Linked DNA regions of Homo sapiens: region 1 is linked to region 2. Evidence: read pairs that join two places in POLR2A ChIA-PET (ENCODE). Cell type or tissue: CD4-positive, alpha-beta T cell. All regions are shown on one strand. Links, peaks and the distances in the headings refer to the core of each region. The heading gives the core; the rest is flanking DNA.

Evidence for each region. ChIA-PET counts read pairs that join two places held together with the same protein. Peaks named below come from ENCODE experiments on the same cell type or tissue, not always from the same donor. Only the 100,000 strongest peaks of a DNase experiment are listed, where the experiment ranks them.
Region 1: POLR2A ChIA-PET joins it to region 2 with 5 read pairs; 5 of 35 experiments call an interaction of 5 or more read pairs at or near these places.

The regions. Positions count from the first base shown.
Region 1 is chr1:26,729,258-26,737,945 of GRCh38, forward strand. ARID1A (AT-rich interaction domain 1A) reads left to right here. Exons shown (of 20, transcript NM_006015.6): 2 at 394-606; 3 at 1,895-2,347; 4 at 3,419-3,535. Among named protein-coding and RNA genes, the nearest start is that of ARID1A, 38 kb to the left of the region's middle. RefSeq lists an enhancer at 2,195-2,724. In CD4-positive, alpha-beta T cell, for the core only: no CTCF peak of the experiment used is centred there; a DNase peak (open chromatin) is centred at 4,974; H3K27ac peaks cover 1,003 bases.
Region 2 is chr1:26,474,406-26,483,093 of GRCh38, forward strand. HMGN2 (high mobility group nucleosomal binding domain 2) reads left to right here. Exons shown (of 6, transcript NM_005517.4): 5 at 167-262; 6 at 708-2,237. The coding sequence ends at 743. Among named protein-coding and RNA genes, the nearest start is that of HMGN2, 6.3 kb to the left of the region's middle. RefSeq lists a silencer at 4,539-4,739. In CD4-positive, alpha-beta T cell, for the core only: no CTCF peak of the experiment used is centred there; no DNase peak of the experiment used is centred there.

The sequences.
Region 1 (8,688 bases), core at 181-8,180, 250 kb after region 2:
TATTTGAATTCCCCGTCATGGTATTGAAGCATCAATTTTGGTGTGTAACAAGGTGATGGCAGTGCATAGCAGCACCGTCCTCTACCAACTGAAGGGCCTTTGTTTATACCCGGCCTGTCCCTTGGATCTCAAGCAGTACCACAGTTACAAAGTAGTTTTTAGCTTACAAGGTGTTTTCACAAATAGGTGGTATTTTCATTTTTCAAATGACAAAATTAGGGTTCTGAGGCGGGTCAGTTGACTTAAAGGTTACTAGGTTGGTCTCATTGCTCTTTCAAAGTAACTGTATTTCTTTATAGCATACAGACTAAAAAAACCTGTGTACTTGGGTTATATATTCAGTGGCCAGAGGCCATCAAAGCTCAGGTTAATGAAATGCTCTTTATTTTGTAGCCATCCAGTCCAATGGATCAGATGGGCAAGATGAGACCTCAGCCATATGGCGGGACTAACCCATACTCGCAGCAACAGGGACCTCCGTCAGGACCGCAGCAAGGACATGGGTACCCAGGGCAGCCATACGGGTCCCAGACCCCGCAGCGGTACCCGATGACCATGCAGGGCCGGGCGCAGAGTGCCATGGGCGGCCTCTCTTATACACAGCAGGTAGATGGTGATTGTGATTACCTTGACCCTTGTTGCTGTCCAAAATCTGATCTGTGAGCTATAGAATCAGAATGTATCCTTGGCTTCCAAGCCTCTTGACAGGAATGTAGACCTGTTGGCTCAGTTAATTACAGAGTGCTACTAACAAAGCCAAAGCTATAGGCACCGTTCCATGTGTGCTCCAAGGAAAACTACTTACTCCCTGGTCACAGGTACGTATCTCTTTTTCTCTTGACCTGACTGGCCAGCTTATACCTAGTGAGTGGTCATCTCTGAATGAGATGGGATGAAAGGCAGTGGCTGAACATGTAGGCACTGCTACTATTAGGAAAACCATTCATATCATGTGCCCTGGTGACGGAAGAGGCCCTTTATGCTTCTGAATACCTTTAACATATCTGCCTTCTGGTTCAAAATGAATGTGACTGGGAGTAGAAGAAAAGGGGAAGATTAAACAGAAAAGATGTTAACAGCATTGATACAAATGTTAAGATTTCCCCTTATCCATCTCTTTTTGTCGAACCATTCACATCATTATCTCTTTATTGTCATTTTTGTATTGACAAAGTTTTCTATCATTTATCTTTGAGTGATACTCATACTGAAAATAGGGAGAGAATATAAAACAAATTTTACTTCTAAGACTTTAAAGCAAAGTACGCCTTTAATATAGAAAATTGTCTCTTTTTTCCAATAGAGGAGAGATGAGGTAATTTTATTTATTTTTTTTATTTTTTTGCCTGCTTACTAAATATATCCCCAGTGCCTAAAATAGTGCCTGGTACAAGTAATTGAGTAGGCTGTCAAATATTTTTTTTGAATGAAAACTAAATGAAAGAGAGAACCAAAGTAGCTTAGTGATTTTCACACTGTCTGAATTACTAAACCTTAGGTTTTCAGTTGGTTGAGCCAGGCTGCTATTGACTATTCATTGTGGTTAGGGTACAGATTCCTAACACTTATAAAAACAGTCTAGGCCGTGATAAAAAGAGTTAGGCTCACTGGTAGAAACAGCTGCTCTCAAACTTATGTTGCCCAAATAGTAAATAGTGTAAATTTTCAGTGGATAAATGTAGTCCACTTGTAAACAAACCACCTAAAAACCCAGCTTGGCCGTCCTTCCTGGCTCAGTTTAGGCAGGGTGAGAGAAAAACCCTGGGCCTCCTAAGTATGAGGCCTTGCATGCTTGCTTTCTATACTCATCATCAGTGCATAGCTTCTCACAAAACACTTCATCTTTCCTCATGCAGGAGAGTCAGTGCTAAAAGTATATTTTCCTTTCCTACAGATTCCTCCTTATGGACAACAAGGCCCCAGCGGGTATGGTCAACAGGGCCAGACTCCATATTACAACCAGCAAAGTCCTCACCCTCAGCAGCAGCAGCCACCCTACTCCCAGCAACCACCGTCCCAGACCCCTCATGCCCAACCTTCGTATCAGCAGCAGCCACAGTCTCAACCACCACAGCTCCAGTCCTCTCAGCCTCCATACTCCCAGCAGCCATCCCAGCCTCCACATCAGCAGTCCCCGGCTCCATACCCCTCCCAGCAGTCGACGACACAGCAGCACCCCCAGAGCCAGCCCCCCTACTCACAGCCACAGGCTCAGTCTCCTTACCAGCAGCAGCAACCTCAGCAGCCAGCACCCTCGACGCTCTCCCAGCAGGCTGCGTATCCTCAGCCCCAGTCTCAGCAGTCCCAGCAAACTGCCTATTCCCAGCAGCGCTTCCCTCCACCGCAGGTAAGATATCCCTGCCTCCTGCCCTTCCCTGTGTGTGACTACAGACAGCTTGGGGGTTAGTGTCATGAGAACTTTGCTGTACAGAGTGGTTCTCTAACGTGCACTTAAAGACCAATTAAACTCTGGGTAAACATGATAACTGGATTGATTGAACTAATAAAGGCATAACCTCCTTAACTGCATAAAGACCTGTAGCTCTCCTTAATGATGAAGAAATAGGGCAATGGAAAGTTGCATAGATGGATAAGAAATTAAAGATAATGGGACTGGTTTTTTTATTTTATTTTATTTTATTTTATTTTGTAAATCAACATCAGAACTTCAGCATCTAAGTGAGTTGGTCTTTTTTCAAAACAGTCACTTTGAGAGGCAGTACTGTACATTCACTCCAACTGCCATTCCATTCTGCTATCGCTCAAAATACTTGGATCCCTTCATTTGGAATTGCCACCAGAGCTGATACCACATTCTTTAGAATACTCTCAGTGGTGGCAAATCTTATTTTTTGTGGGTGGATTTTGTTTGGGGAAATAGCAAAAATTCATTTGGAGTTATGTCTGGTGAACAAGATGTAGGTAATAGAGCCTAAAATAGCATTTGGGGCTTTATTTTTGTAGAGCCCAAAGAAAAGAGATGACTGAGTGATGACAGGTCCACTAAAAAGTTTATGTATTGGTGGCACTGTTGGAATAAATATCTCATCCCAAGGTGATGTCTTTGAATGAAGCAGTACTCATTTTAATGCAGAGGTTCTAGCATGATTTTTTTGTGGTTTCATTGGTCTCATTCCTTGATAGATTTAACTTGAAGTTGGCCAGACATTAGCATTTAACCCCAAGAAACAGCCCTCTGTAGGCAGCAATAAATGGGTGACAATTCTGTCAGAAAGAGTCCACTGTTGACATTCTTACCAGTCACAGCTTGGATTTTTCTGGCCTTCACATAATACTTTTCGCAACTGGACTTTCTCTCACACTCATGAGAGACAGTCCCATAACCCTTTCACAGTGAAGTAAGCCTGCCTGGTTTATCAATACCAGGCCATCACAGCTTTTGTTTTTCTTGTTGTAGGAGCTATCTCAAGATTCATTTGGGTCTCAGGCATCCTCAGCCCCCTCAATGACCTCCAGTAAGGGAGGGCAAGAAGATATGAACCTGAGCCTTCAGTCAAGACCCTCCAGCTTGCCTGTGAGTATTTCTGCACCTTCTGAAAGGTGATAGGGGCAGAGAGGAAACCAATGCAAACTAGTTAGTTTCTGGTTGGAAGTTTAGCTAATTTTGACCTAAATGAATAAGTTATTTCTTGAATTCAAGGAACTTAAAGGCTGACTTGTAGATGTCTGTTCTGTCTCCCTGCCCAGGGAATAGGTTTGTGATCTGTTTAGTTTGTTTTTGTCTTTTTAAGTCTTGTGCTTTTAGACATGGACCCACATGAGGGGCAGAGAAGATGGAGATATCAGAAGCACTGTCTGCTCTCCATCAAAGTTGAGAAAAATATCAGTTTCTTGACTTTACTCTTACAGGCTTAATTTTTAGGTTTTTGGCTTAATGTTTAGCTACAAGGTAGGATCCTGGAGCAATTCAGCATGCATTGTCACATTGAGCGTGGCTGGAGCAAAAGCAGTTTTTCTGGTGGTGATTTTGTGTGAATACTTTTTTTTTTTATTTTTGGTAGAGTACTTGATGCCCAGGTGCTTAAGTTATGGAATCAGGTACTTATTTATGGGATGGACTGACCATATCCTGAGACAGGCAGTATAGTCTAGTGATTAAGAACTTGGGCTCTAGAGCCAGAGTTCCTGGCTCTAGCTTCTGCCACCAACTCTGTTTCATAGGGGTGGTGGTGAACATTAAATAGGTTACTAGAGAGTGCACACGAGCACTGCACATTGTAGGCACTCCATAAATGTCAGCCTTTGTAATCATCGCCTCAGAGGGCATTGGGACTGTGCTTTATACCTGAAAGGCAGTTAACACCATACTAGGTGGTTGTAGGAACCTTTACTGTTAGTCTTAGCTCTGTGGGCAAGTTACTCAGCCTCTGAAAGTTAATCTGCTGGGCACAGAAATAAAATAGGCTACTCTGAAATCTAGTCATCTAGTAAGATGGTGGGTAGCAAACCCACCATGACAAATCCTGCTTCAGTTAGGAAATGGAAATTCAGCCACATACCCAGATAAGAATCTTTTGGAATTTTGACTCTACTTGGATGTAAAGCCTGTGTCTTCATTTATTCTGACCTGAGAGAAATGGTTTCAGGATCTCTAAGAAATAGGCAGAAGGCGGGAACTCTCTTCATCATGAAGCCTCCCATGGATTCCCCTGAAGGTCTCTGAGACACCTCAATAGGGCAAGGTCTGCAGAGTCCCTTAGTACCTGGTGTTCAGGCTTCTGAGGCCAGAATGCAGATAGGACGTCTGAGATTGTTGACTTTCTCAACTGAGGAATTGGGGGAAGGAAGTGCCTTAATAAAGTGATCACTCTTTGTTCCCTTCTCATTAGTGTCTGTTGCAATCCTTTTCTGCATCCTGAACTTCATTGGAATGTGCTTTTTAACCTGATTCAGTCAGAATGTGTAACCACTCCCTCATCATCTGTGGTCTGTGGCTAAATCTGGGTGAGGTGCTATTGTGTCAAGAACCCAAATCGGTGGATTTCTGTCAGTGCTGTAAGTTGCTTCATTCCAAAAAGTTTTTGCTTGCTTCTGGTGACCTTTTGATAGATCTGTATTTGGCTTCTTTTTTTTTTTTTTTTTTTGGTCCTGAGAAGGCTTGTATCCAGAGATGCTACATGCCTTGTAAGGGTTGGGAATCTTAAGAACTTCTTATCTGACCCACTGAAGTGAAGGTGAAGGTGTTGGCAGCCTTTTAGGCCCAGGGGATGGTTGTTCCTGGGAAGGCTATCACAAGGAACATTCCCACGTTTGGGCTTTTTCTAAAGATTCATCCAAATGGGTCATTTGCTCAGTGGTAGAAGCTCCATGTGGGAGGTAAGCTGGCTGGGTTATTGGCATCTTGTTTTTTGAATTGCTTTTTATCCCTTTGCTACTTGGGCAGGCATCAAAAAGTGGTTATTCTTTGAAATTTTGGTTTGATGCCAGATTTGCCTACGCAGGCTAGGAAGCAGCCCCATCTGAAGAAATGACAAGTTGGATTCCCTACAAGAGCCCTCTCCTTTCTTAACCAGTCGTGTTAAAGGATCCCTAGGTTTGCCAGTGCATTGCTTCACTAAACAAATGTTTATGAGGTACCTATTGGCACCAGAGCAGATTCCAGGCTGGCTGGAGAGCAGCCCCTCAGATTTCACATTGCTCTCCTTACTCATTCACGTTACCTTCCTGGCCCTAAAGGCATTATGATTGTGACCCTTGAATATTACAAAAATTAAATTTTGAGGAGTCTGTGCTCAGTTATTGATGCCAAGCCATTTGGGTGCTATTATCCTGATCATGTTATCCCTATATTTAAACCTCTCAATTATTTTTTTGTTAATCTTAGAATAAAATCCAGAATTTTTTTTTTTTTTTTTTTGGGGGGAGAGAGAGTTTCACACTCTTGTTGCCCAGGCTGGAGTGCAATGGCACGATCTTGGTTCACTGCAGCCTCCACCTCCTGGGTTCAAGTGATTCTTCTGCCTCAGTCTCCCGAGTAGCTGGGTTTACAGGTGCTCGCCACTACGCCCAACTAATTTATTTATTTATTTTTGGATACTGAGTCTCACTCTGTTGCCCAGGCTGGAGTGCAATGGCACGATCTCAGCTCACTGCAACCTCAGCCTCCCAGGTTGAAGTGATTCTCCTGCCTCAGCCTCCCGAGTAGCTGGGATTACAGGCGCCCTCTACCACGCCCACGTAATTTTTGTATTTTTAGTAGAGACGGGTTTCACCAGGTTGGCCAGGCTGATCTCAAACTCCTGATCTCAGGTGATCCACCTGCCTTGGCCTCCCAAGGTGCTGGGATTATAGGCGTGAGCCACCTCACCCGGCCTGAAATCCAGAATCTTTAATGTTAGACATCAGAAACACAGATTGCTGTTCCCTCTCAGCTCCCATCCCCTGTGTCTTTCTCATTCAGTAGGTCTGGAGTGGGGCCCAAGAATGTGCATTTCTAACAAGTTCCTCTGTGATTCTGTTGCTGCTAGACCAGGGATGGCACTTTGAGAACCTCTACTTTATTCTTTTTTCTCTGCCTTGCTCTTGGCTTTCTTTCAGTTTCTCTAAGGCACCATATGCTATTTTTTGCTTTCAGACCTTTGCACACACCCTTCCCTTTGCCTCATACTTTTCCCCTCAACTCCTCCTGTTCATCTTTCAGACTATATCTTAAAGATTGTTCCTTCAGAAAACTACTACCTAATCAAGCTTCAAGACGCACCTTAAATAACTTCTATGATGACTTCATTGACTAAAGGCCATTGTTATTTTACCTTTAAAAAAAAGGCCGGGCGTGGTGGCTCACGCCTGTAATCCCAGCACTTTGGGAGGCCAAGGCGGGCAGATCACGAGGTCAGGAGATCGAGACCATCCTGGCAACCATGGTGAAACCCCGTCTCTACTAAAAATATAAAAAATTAGCCAGGCATGGCAGTGGGTACCTGTAGTCCCAGCTATTTGGGAGGCAGAGGCAAGAGAATCACTTTAGAACCTGGGAGGCAGAGGTTGCATTGAGCCGAGATCACACCACTGCACTCCAGCCTAGTTGACAGTGAACTCCATCTCAAAAAAAAAAAAAAAAAAAAAGTATAGCTGGGCGCGGTGGCTCACACCTGTAATCCCAGCACTTTGGGAGGCCGAGGCTGGCGGATCACAAGGTCAGGAGTTCGAGACCAGCCTGGCCAATATGGTGAAACCCTGTCTCTACTAAAAAATACAAAAATTAGCTGGGCGTGGTGGCGGGCACCTGTAGTCCCAGCTACTCAGGAGGCTGAGGCAGGAGAATTGCTTGAACCCGGGAGGCGGAGATTGCAGTGAGCCAAGATTGTGCCACTGCATTCCAGCCTGAGTGACAGAGAGAGACTCTGTCTCAAAAAAAAAAAAAAAAAAGGGCACAGTGGCTCAGGAGGCCGAGGCGGGCAAATCGCCTGAGGTCTGGAGTTTGAGACCAGCCTGACCAACACGGAGAAACCCCGTCTCTACTAAAAATACAAAATTAGCCAGGCGTGGTGGTGCATACCTGTAATCCCATCTACTCGGGAGGCTGAGGCAGGAGAATTGCTTCAATCCAGGAGGCAGAGGTTGCAGTGAGCCAAGATCACGCCATTGCACTCCAGCCTGGGCAACAAGAGTGAAATTCTGTCTCAAAAAAAAAAAAAAAAAAAACCCTGCACAATATATAAGGCCTACAAAAACTATAAAGAACAGTTCAGTACCTGAGTACCCATCTGTAGAAATCAAGCCTTGCTAACACAGGTAAAACTTTATATAGCTCTCTGGGATCACTTATCCCTCTTGGTAAGCACCATCCTGTATTTGACAGAGCATTTTGCCAATGCCCTCTACCTGTGCTTGCTTTTTTTTTGTTTGTTTGTTTTGAGATGGGGGTCTCTCTGTCACCCAGGCTGGAGTGTAGTGGTTTATTCTCGGCTCACTGCAGTCTCCACCTCCCCAGGTTCAGGTGATCCTCCCACCTCAGCCTCCTGAGTAGCTGGGACTACAGGTGTGAGTCAACATGCCCAGCTAATTTTTGGACTTTTTAGTAGAGATGGGGTTTCACGATGTTGCCCAGGCTGGTCTCGAATTCCTGAGCTCAAGCAGTCTGCCCGCCTTGGCTTCCCAAAGTGGTGGGATTATAGGCATGCACCACCTTGCCTGGCCTGACTCTACTTACTTAAATGGTAAGTTCCTGGAAGGCAGGCACTGTGTTATTGACCTCTGTGCCCCCAGTACCTATCATGTGATGCCCAAGACCAGTGGTTCTCTACTGTGTCTGCATGTTAGAATTACCCAGGGGAGTGTATTATCTTTAAAAATTAATGCCCAGGCCCGAGCACGGTGCCTCACGCTTGTAATCCCGGCACTTTGGGAGGCTGAGGTGGGCGGATCACCTGAGGTCGAGAGTTTGAGACCAGCCTGACCAACATGAAGAAACACCATCTCTACTAAAAATACAAAATTAGCTGGGCATGGTGGCACACGCCTGTAATCCCAGCTACTAGGGAGGCTGAGGCAGGAGAATCGCTTGAACCTGGGAGGCAGAGGTTGCGGTGAGCCAAGATGGTGCCATTACACTCCAGCCTGGGCTACAAGAGCGAAACTCCGTCTCAAAAAAAAAAAAAGAAAAAATTAATGCCCAGAGTTCACAGAGTTCTGATTTGTTTCATGTGGGGTTTGGGCATTGGTGTG
Region 2 (8,688 bases), core at 165-8,164:
CAAATTACAGATAATTTAGCCTAGTTTTGATCAGTTGTTCTTGTCAAATGGGTGAGGGTTTGTGTTTTATCTTGAGTAAACAATCCTACCTTGTGCAGAACTTTGCAGACCATACCTTGGTAATACGAAATGGGGAGAAACAGTTCTATTTTTTCCCCTTTTTCAGAAGGGAGAGAAGGTACCCAAAGGGAAAAAGGGAAAAGCTGATGCTGGCAAGGAGGGGAATAACCCTGCAGAAAATGGAGATGCCAAAACAGACCAGGTATAACTGCTGTTTCACCCTTTGTTAGATTTGTTCATTCAGTTAGTTGCTGATATCAAAAATTTAATTGCCCTTTTCTTGTATCACTCCAAATGTACCATTTGGTCCAGTGTGCTTGTGGCTTTCCTGTTAACTTAAATCCTGGATTCTTGAAATCTCTACTGTCAGCTGAAGGGCATTGTGTTTTATACTACATGAAGTTTTCAAGCTAGGAGTAACCTCAGGTCTCTTATTCTGGTGTTCTTCCTACCTCAATTTTACAGTGAGGCCCAGAGGAGAGGTGACTTAGCAAAGTTACCTAGTAAGTCATTCTCAGAAGAAATACTGAGTCTCAGTACCTGAAACCTGAACTTTGGCCTGGGAGCAAAGTGATGCTGTAGGTGGAATGTGAACACAGATAGTTTTGAAATCTACGCATTGCATTAATTTGTCTGTTTTCTTTTAGGCACAGAAAGCTGAAGGTGCTGGAGATGCCAAGTGAAGTGTGTGCATTTTTGATAACTGTGTACTTCTGGTGACTGTACAGTTTGAAATACTATTTTTTATCAAGTTTTATAAAAATGCAGAATTTTGTTTTACTTTTTTTTTTTTTTTAAAAGCTATGTTGTTAGCACACAGAACACTTCATTGTTGTTTTTGGGGGAAGGGGCATATGTCACTAATAGAATGTCTCCAAAGCTGGATTGATGTGGAGAAAACACCTTTCCCTTCTAGTTTTGAGAGACTTCCTCTTGGCTCCCAGGAGGAGGGATTCCCTGACTTTGACACACATGGCCACCTTGGCACAAAAGCCTTGTGGTATAGAAAAACAAATTTGTTTTTATGTCCTCTTCTCCCTTTCCATCGTTCAGCATAGACTTAACTCCCTTAAGCCCAGACATCTGTTGAGACCTGACCCCTAGTCATTGGTTACCAGTGTGTCAGGCAATCTGGACTTTCCAGTGATGCCACTGAGATGGCACCTGTCAAAAGAGCAGTGGTTCCATTTCTAGATTGTGGATCTTCAGATAAATTCTGCCATTTTCATTTCACTTCCTGAAAGTCAGGGTCGGCTTGTGAAAAGTTGTTAAACAACATGCTAAATGTGAAATGTCAACCCTCACTCTAAACTTTCCCTGTTCAGAGCATCAGATGAAGACTTCATTGGGTTTTATAGTGGCTTTCTGATTTTTGGTAGTCCATTGAAGAAGGGAGTTTGAAAGTTGTTGTATACTGTTAACGATTGTCTGCCCATGTCCTGCCTGAAATACCATGATTGTTTATGGAAAGTATCTTTAATAAAGCTGGATACAGTTTGGCTTGGAATGCTGCCTCTGATCTTTTCCCACAAGTGGGGTAACCTGGTTTATCCAAGTCTCTTGGAACAGGGTACGTTCTGCTTTGAGGTACTCCATGTACAGTCTAATGATGATCTTTCACTGATTTATAGTCAGCTTCCAAAACACACAGTGCTAGGTGCAGTTAGGAAGGATTCCAGGAGTAGACTTAGCTGATGGTGAAAGGCTGGGAGTATGGAGTGATTTCTGTACTTGGTTATGCAGCATTCCCTGCAGTGTTTGTTTTTTGCATGACTCCGAATACATGAAGTGTATTAAATGCAGATTTTTGGTAGATCTGCGGTTTTGGCTGGGTAGCTGACAGGAGCCTCTCTACTTCCATCTGCATTTGCAACTTCTATAAAATTAGCAAATTAATAGACTCATGTCAGAGAGTGTCTCTGTGAATGTGTACACAGTTGTCCATTTGTAAGGTAGATGACACTTTGCTCCTAAGTAGACCTGCAAACAAAGACAATGGGGTCTTTCCTGATTCCTTTAGTTTGGAGATGCAGAGAACCCCACGTTTCTCTAAGTGAAATGGCAAGAAGTTATTTGTTAGAATATGGAACTGGTAACAAATTCATGTTTGCACCTTGAATTTGCTTTCACAGACCTGGCTGTATTGTTGGACAGGAATAAAGTAAATTGGAGACTAATTGCTTTGTCCATTCCCTTAGTCAAAAAAGTATCGCTGTTAAGTTCTTGAGGTTTTTTGTGTATTATCTCTCAAGTGTTGAGATGTTTGTGTAATATATGTATCACACTCATGGATGAGGAATCAGGCACAGATGAAACTTGTTGAAGGTTATGTGTACATTTAATGAGCAGCAGAGTCAGGATTCAGACCCTCAACTAGACAAAAGTCATCTCTGACAGACTTTTATTCAGGATAAAATACCATTTGTCCATTTAGCCAGTTACCAGCCATTTACTTTCATTATTGCTGAAGTCATTCATTCTAGGTTGTAGACGGGTAATTTTTATTCTAAAAGCGGTGTCCTCTTCCAGAGGAAACTTAAGAGACATCTTAGAATGGTCAGGGGTAGTGGGCTGGTATTTGAGCAGAGGTTGCAGAATTTGAGAAAGTTACAGCTGAGGTTCTTTGTTAGTGGCAAGTCTGCTAAGCCCTGGGCTATGCTAACAGCTCTGCCTCATGCTCTTTAATCTTTGAGTCAGACCTATGAGATACAGGTGTAGCCCCATTTTGTAGTCGAGAGTGAGGCTCAGATGTGAAGCGACTGGCTGAGGTTAAACTTGATAGTCTGTTTTTACTTATTTTCTGGCCCTCTTCTTGTTGCCATATAATTAGGATGAGTAGGGTAAGCTTGAACTTTTTCGAGTTTTTTTCTTTTTTTCCTTCCTGGAAAATACTGATTTGACTGGCTCTGGACCATGAAAGTAGCTGGGCCTAAAACCAAACCAGACATCAAAACGTGGTAAGGACCATTCACTAAGACAGCCATGGTAGCATGCTCAGTGCCAGCCCTGTCTCCAGGCCCATTCTTAAGATCTCGGGAAAAGTCACCAGATGCTTGGGCTCTAAGTAAAAAAAAAAAAAAAGTAACATAAATGGCACAAACTAGAGGATTCATCTGATACAAGTCCCGAGGTCGGGCAGTTGTGAGGACCCAGGTGGGCTTCCTGTCTTTCTGCTCTGCCGCCCTCAACATGTTCTCCAGCCACCTCACCTTCAAGGCAGTTGCTCCAGACATCGTAATTTGCCATACCAATGGCAAGAGGCTGGAGGACTGCTCCTTTTTTCCCTGCATTTAAGAAGAATGAAATATTTCCTACAAGCACCCCAGCAGCCTGTGTTTCACTGGGCAGATCTGGATTGCCTCTCCACTCCTAAACCAATCATAGCAAGAGGAATGAAACCACAGAATCTGCCTAGACCAGTCAGAATTGTTGGAATTCAATAGAGGAGGGATGATGATAGAGGAAAATGGCTGTTGTGTGGACAGCCTGCTGCACGGTCTCTTCAGGCCTGGCCTGATTCATTGCAGCAGTTAACACTGCTGAGAATTACCCCTCCCCTTCTTTAAATTGAGAAATAATCATATACCATTAAAAGTCACCACTTTGGGGGGAGGGATAGCATTAGGAGATATACGTAATGCTAAATGACGAGTTAATGGGTGCAGCACACCAACATGGCACATGTATACGTATGTAACCTGCACGTTGTGCACATGTACCCTAAAACTTAAAGTATAATAATAATAAAATTTAAAAAATAAATATACTTAACGCTCTTGGGGAAAAAAAAAGTCACCACTATATCATTATTTTAAGAGATGGAGTCTTGTGTTGCCCAGCCTGGTATTCAACTCCTGGGCACAAAGCAGTCCTCCCACCCTGGCCTACCAAAGTGCTGGCCACCACACCCAGCCAAAATTCACAATTTTAAAGCATATACTACAGTGGTTTTAGTACATTCACAACATTGTGCAACTATTGCCACTATCTAATTCTGGAATATATACGTGTGTGTGTGTGTATATATATATATATAAATATATGTGTATATATATATAAATATATGTGTATATATATATAAATATATGTGTATATATATATATATATATATATATATATATATATATATATTTTTTTTTTTTTTGAGATGGGGGTGTCTCACTGTGTCACCCAGGCTGGATTGCAGTGGTATGATCTCAGCTTATTGCTCACCGCAGCATCTACCTCCCAGGCTCAAGCTCCCACCTCAGCCTCCCAAATAGCTAGGACTACAGGCACACACCATGCCTGGCTAATTTTTTGTGTTTTTGGTAGAGACAGGGTTTTGCCATGTTGCCCAGGCTAGAGTCTTGAACTCCTGACCTCAAGTGATCTGCCCACCTTGGCCTCCCAAAGTTCTGGGATTATAGGCATGAACTACCCTGCCCAGCCTCTGAATATTTTCATCACCCCCAAAAAGCTCCATGCCCATTAGCAGTTAACTCCCCATTTCTTCCTCCCCCATCCCTAGACAATCACTAATTACTTTCTGTCTCTCTAGACCTTTTCTGGATATTTCATCTAAATGGAATCAATCTGTGTTTTTTCACGACTGGTTTCTTTCACTTAGCATGTTTTCAAGGTTCATCCGTATCATATGTATTTGATAACTTGTACTGCCAAATAACATTCCATTGTATGGATATATCACATTGGATAAGTCACATTTTATTTACTCATCAGTTGATGTACATTTGGGTGATTTCCACTTTGGGACTATTGTGAATAATGCTGCTACAAATATCATATAGAAGTTTTTGTAGGCATATGTTTTTAGCTCATTTGGGCACATACCTAGGAATGAAATTGCTGGGTCATATGGTAACTCGTACTTTTTTCTTTCTTTCTTTCTTTTTTTGAGACGGAACTTCGCTCTCGTTGCCCAGGCTGGAGTGCAGTCACATGATCTCGGCTCACTGCAACCTCCTCCTCCCAGGTTCAAGCAATTATTCTGCCTCAGCCTCCCAAGTAGCTGGGATTACAGGCATGTGCCACCATGCATGGCTAATTTTTTGTATTTTTAGTAGAGACGGGGTTTCTCCATGTTGGTCAGGCTGGTCTTGAACTCCCGACCTCAGGTGATCACCTGCCTTGGCCTCCCAAAGTACTGGGGTTACAGGTGTGAGCCACCTTGCCCGGCCTTTTCTTTCTTTTTAAGACAGTATTGCTTTTGTCACCCAGGCTGGAGTGCAGTGGCGTGATCTCAGCTCACTGCAGCCTCCCCCTCCTGGGCGATTCTGCTGCCTCAGCCTCCCGAGTAGCTGGGATTACGTGTGCCCACCACCACACCCGGCTAATTGTTTGTATTTTTAGTAGAGACAGGGTTTCATCATGTTGGCCAGACTGGCCTCAAATTCCTGACCTCAGGTGATCTGCCCACCTTGGCCTCCCAAAGTGCTGGGGTTACAAGTGTGAGCCACCATGCCTGGCCTCATTTATTTATTTATTATTTTTTATTTTTTGAGACAGAGTCTTGCTCTGTCTCCCAGGCTGGAGTGCAGTGGTGCAATCTCTGGTCACTGCAACCTCTGCCTCCTGGATTCAAGTGATTCTCCTGCCTCAGCCTCCCGAGTAGCTGGGACTACAGGTGCCCGCCACCACACCTGGCTAATTTTTGTATTTTTAGTAGAGACAGGGTTTCACCATATTGGCCAGGCTGGTCTGGAACTCCTGACCTTGTCGTTGTGATCCGCCTGCCTTGGCCTCCCAAAGTGCTAGGATTACAGGCATGAGTGGGAGCCACCGTACTGGCTTTTTTTTTTTTTTTTTTTTTTTTTGAGACAGTCTTGCTCTCTCGCCCAGGCTGGAGTGCAATGGCGCGATCTCAGCTCACTGCAACCTCCGCCTCCCGGGTTCAAGTGATTCTCCTGCCTCAGCCTCCTGAGTAGCTGGGATTACACGCACCCAACATCATGCCCAGCTAATTTTTGTATTTTTATAGAGAGGGGTTTCACCATGTTGGCCACCAGGCTGGTCTTGAACTCCTGACCTCAGGTGATCTGCCCACCTCAGTATCCCAAAGTGCTGGGATTACAGGTGTGAGCCACTGTGCCCAGCCTGTGCATCTTTTTTTAAAGAAGTGTCTATTCACATCCTTTGCCAAGTTATAATTAGGGAGTGTGTGTGTGTGTTTAACATGCTTCTCAGGAAAGTATTCTTTGTGGGTTGTTTTTATTGTTGAAGTGTAAGAGTTCTTTTCTCTTACTTTTCTTTCTTTTTTTTTTTTTTTTTAGAGTGAGTCTTGCTCTGTCACCCAGGCTGGAGTGCAGTGGCATGATCTCAGCTCACTGCATCCTCTGCCTCCTGGGTTCAAGCAGTTCTCCCTGTCTCAGCCTCCAGAGTAGCCGGGATTACAGATGACCACAACTGTGCCCGGCTAATTTTTTTCTATTTTTAGTAGAGACGGGGATTCACCATATTGGCCAGGCTGGTCTCGAACTCCTGACCTCAGGTGATCCGCCTGCCTCGGCCTTCCAAAATGCTGGGATTACAGGCATGAGCCACCTTTTCTATTCTTTCTTTTCTTTTATTTTCAGACGGTCTCGCTGTGTCCCCCAAGCTAGAGTGCAATGGTGCAATCTCGGCTCACTGCAACCTCTGCCTCTCAGGCTCAAGAGATTCTTATGCCTCAGCCTCCCAAGTAGCTGGGATTACAGGCAATGCACAACCACGCCTGGCTAATTTTTGTATTTTTAGTAGAGACAGGGTTTTGCAATGTTGGCCAGGCTGATCTTGAACTTCTGACCTCAGATGATCCGCCCACCTCAGCCTCCCAAAGTACTGTGATTACAGGCGTGAGCCCCTGCCCCTGGCCTCAGAGTTCTTTATGTATATATATGTGTGTGTGTGTGTAGTTTTTGGTTTTTGATTTTTGAGACAGGATCTAACTGTGTCTCCCAGGCTGGAGTGTAGTTGTGCAAACACAGCTCACTGCAGTGTTGATCTGGGCTCAAACAATCCCCCCTTGTAGCCAGGACTACAGGCGCACACAGCACCATGTCCAGCTAGTTTTTTGTTTGGGCGGGGTTTTTGAGGCAGAATCTCAACTCCGTCCCCCAGGCTGGAGTGCAGTGGTGCAATCTTCATTCATTGCAAACTCCGCCTCCCGGGTTCAAGAGATTCTTATGCCTCAGTCTTCCGAGCAGTTGGGATTACAGGCGTGCGCCACCGTGCCCAGATAATTTTTTTTGAGACCAAGTCTTGCTCTGTCACCAGGCTGGAGTGTAGTAGCGGGATCTCAGCTTACTGCAACCTCCGCCTCCCAGGTTCAAGTGATTCTCCTGTTTCAGCCTTCCAAGTAGCTGGGATTACAGGCGCCTGCCACCATGCCCGGCTAATTTTTGTATTTTTAGTAGAGACCAGGGTTTCACCATGTTGGCCAGGCTGGTCTTGAACTCCTGACCTTAGGTAATCTGCCCACCTCCCAAAGTGCTGGGATTACAGCCTTGAGCTACCGAGCCTTTTTTTGGAGATGGAGTCTCCCCCGTGTCACCCAGGCTGGAGTGCAGTGGTGCGATCTCAGCTCACTGTAACCTCCGCCTCCTGGGTTCAAGCAATTATCCTGCCTCAGCCTCCCGAGTAGCTGGGATTACAGGTGTCTGCCACCACACCCAGCTAATTTTTGTATTTTTTAGTAGAGATGGGGTTTCGCCATGTTGACCAGGCTGGTCTTGAACCCCTGACTTCAGGTGATCCGCCCACCTCGGCCTCCCAAAGTGCTGGGATACAGGCATGAGCCACCAACCCTGGCCTAATTTTTGTATTTTTAGTAGAGACGGGGTTTCACCATGTTGGCCAGGCTGATCTCAAACTCCTGGCCTCAAGTGATCTGCCCTCCTTAGCCTCCCAAAGTGCTGGGGATTAGTGGCATGAGCCACCACACCAAGCCTGAGTTCTTTATATAGTTTCCATATTAGATACTTATAATATCCGTAATCCCTTCATTCTGTGTGTGTGTGTTTTGTTTTGTTTTGTTTTTGAGATAAGAGTCCGGCTCTGTCACCCAGCCTGGAGTTCAGTGGCATGAACACTGCTCACTGCAGCTTCAGTCTCTGAGCTCAGGTGATACTCCCACTTCAGCCTCCTGAATAGCTGGGATTACAGACATGTGTCATGACGCCCAGCTAATTTTTAGATTTTTTGTAGAGACGGAGTCTTAACCATGTCGCCTAGGCTGGTCTTGAACTCAAACAATCCTCCTGCCTCAGCCTCCTTAAGCGCTGGGATTACAGGAGTAGCCACTGCGCCCGGCCCTTCTTCACTTTCTTAATACTGTCCTTTGACAAACCAAGTTTTTAATTGTGATGCAGTCCTGTTTACTTATTTTTGGTTACTTGTGCTTTTAGTGTTATATCTAAGAAACCATTGCCTAGTCCACAGTCATGAAGATTTACACCCATGTTCTCCAAGAGTTTTAAATAGTTTTAGCTCTTCACTTTAGGTCTTTGATCTATTTTGAGTTAATTTTTGTATAGTGTGTGAGGTAGGAGTCCAAGCATTTCCTTTTAAAAACTTTTCTAGCCCTCTTCCTGGGCTAGAACTTCTAGTTTCTGAGACGGCATTCCTCCAGCCCCTTTGCAATCCCCTCCT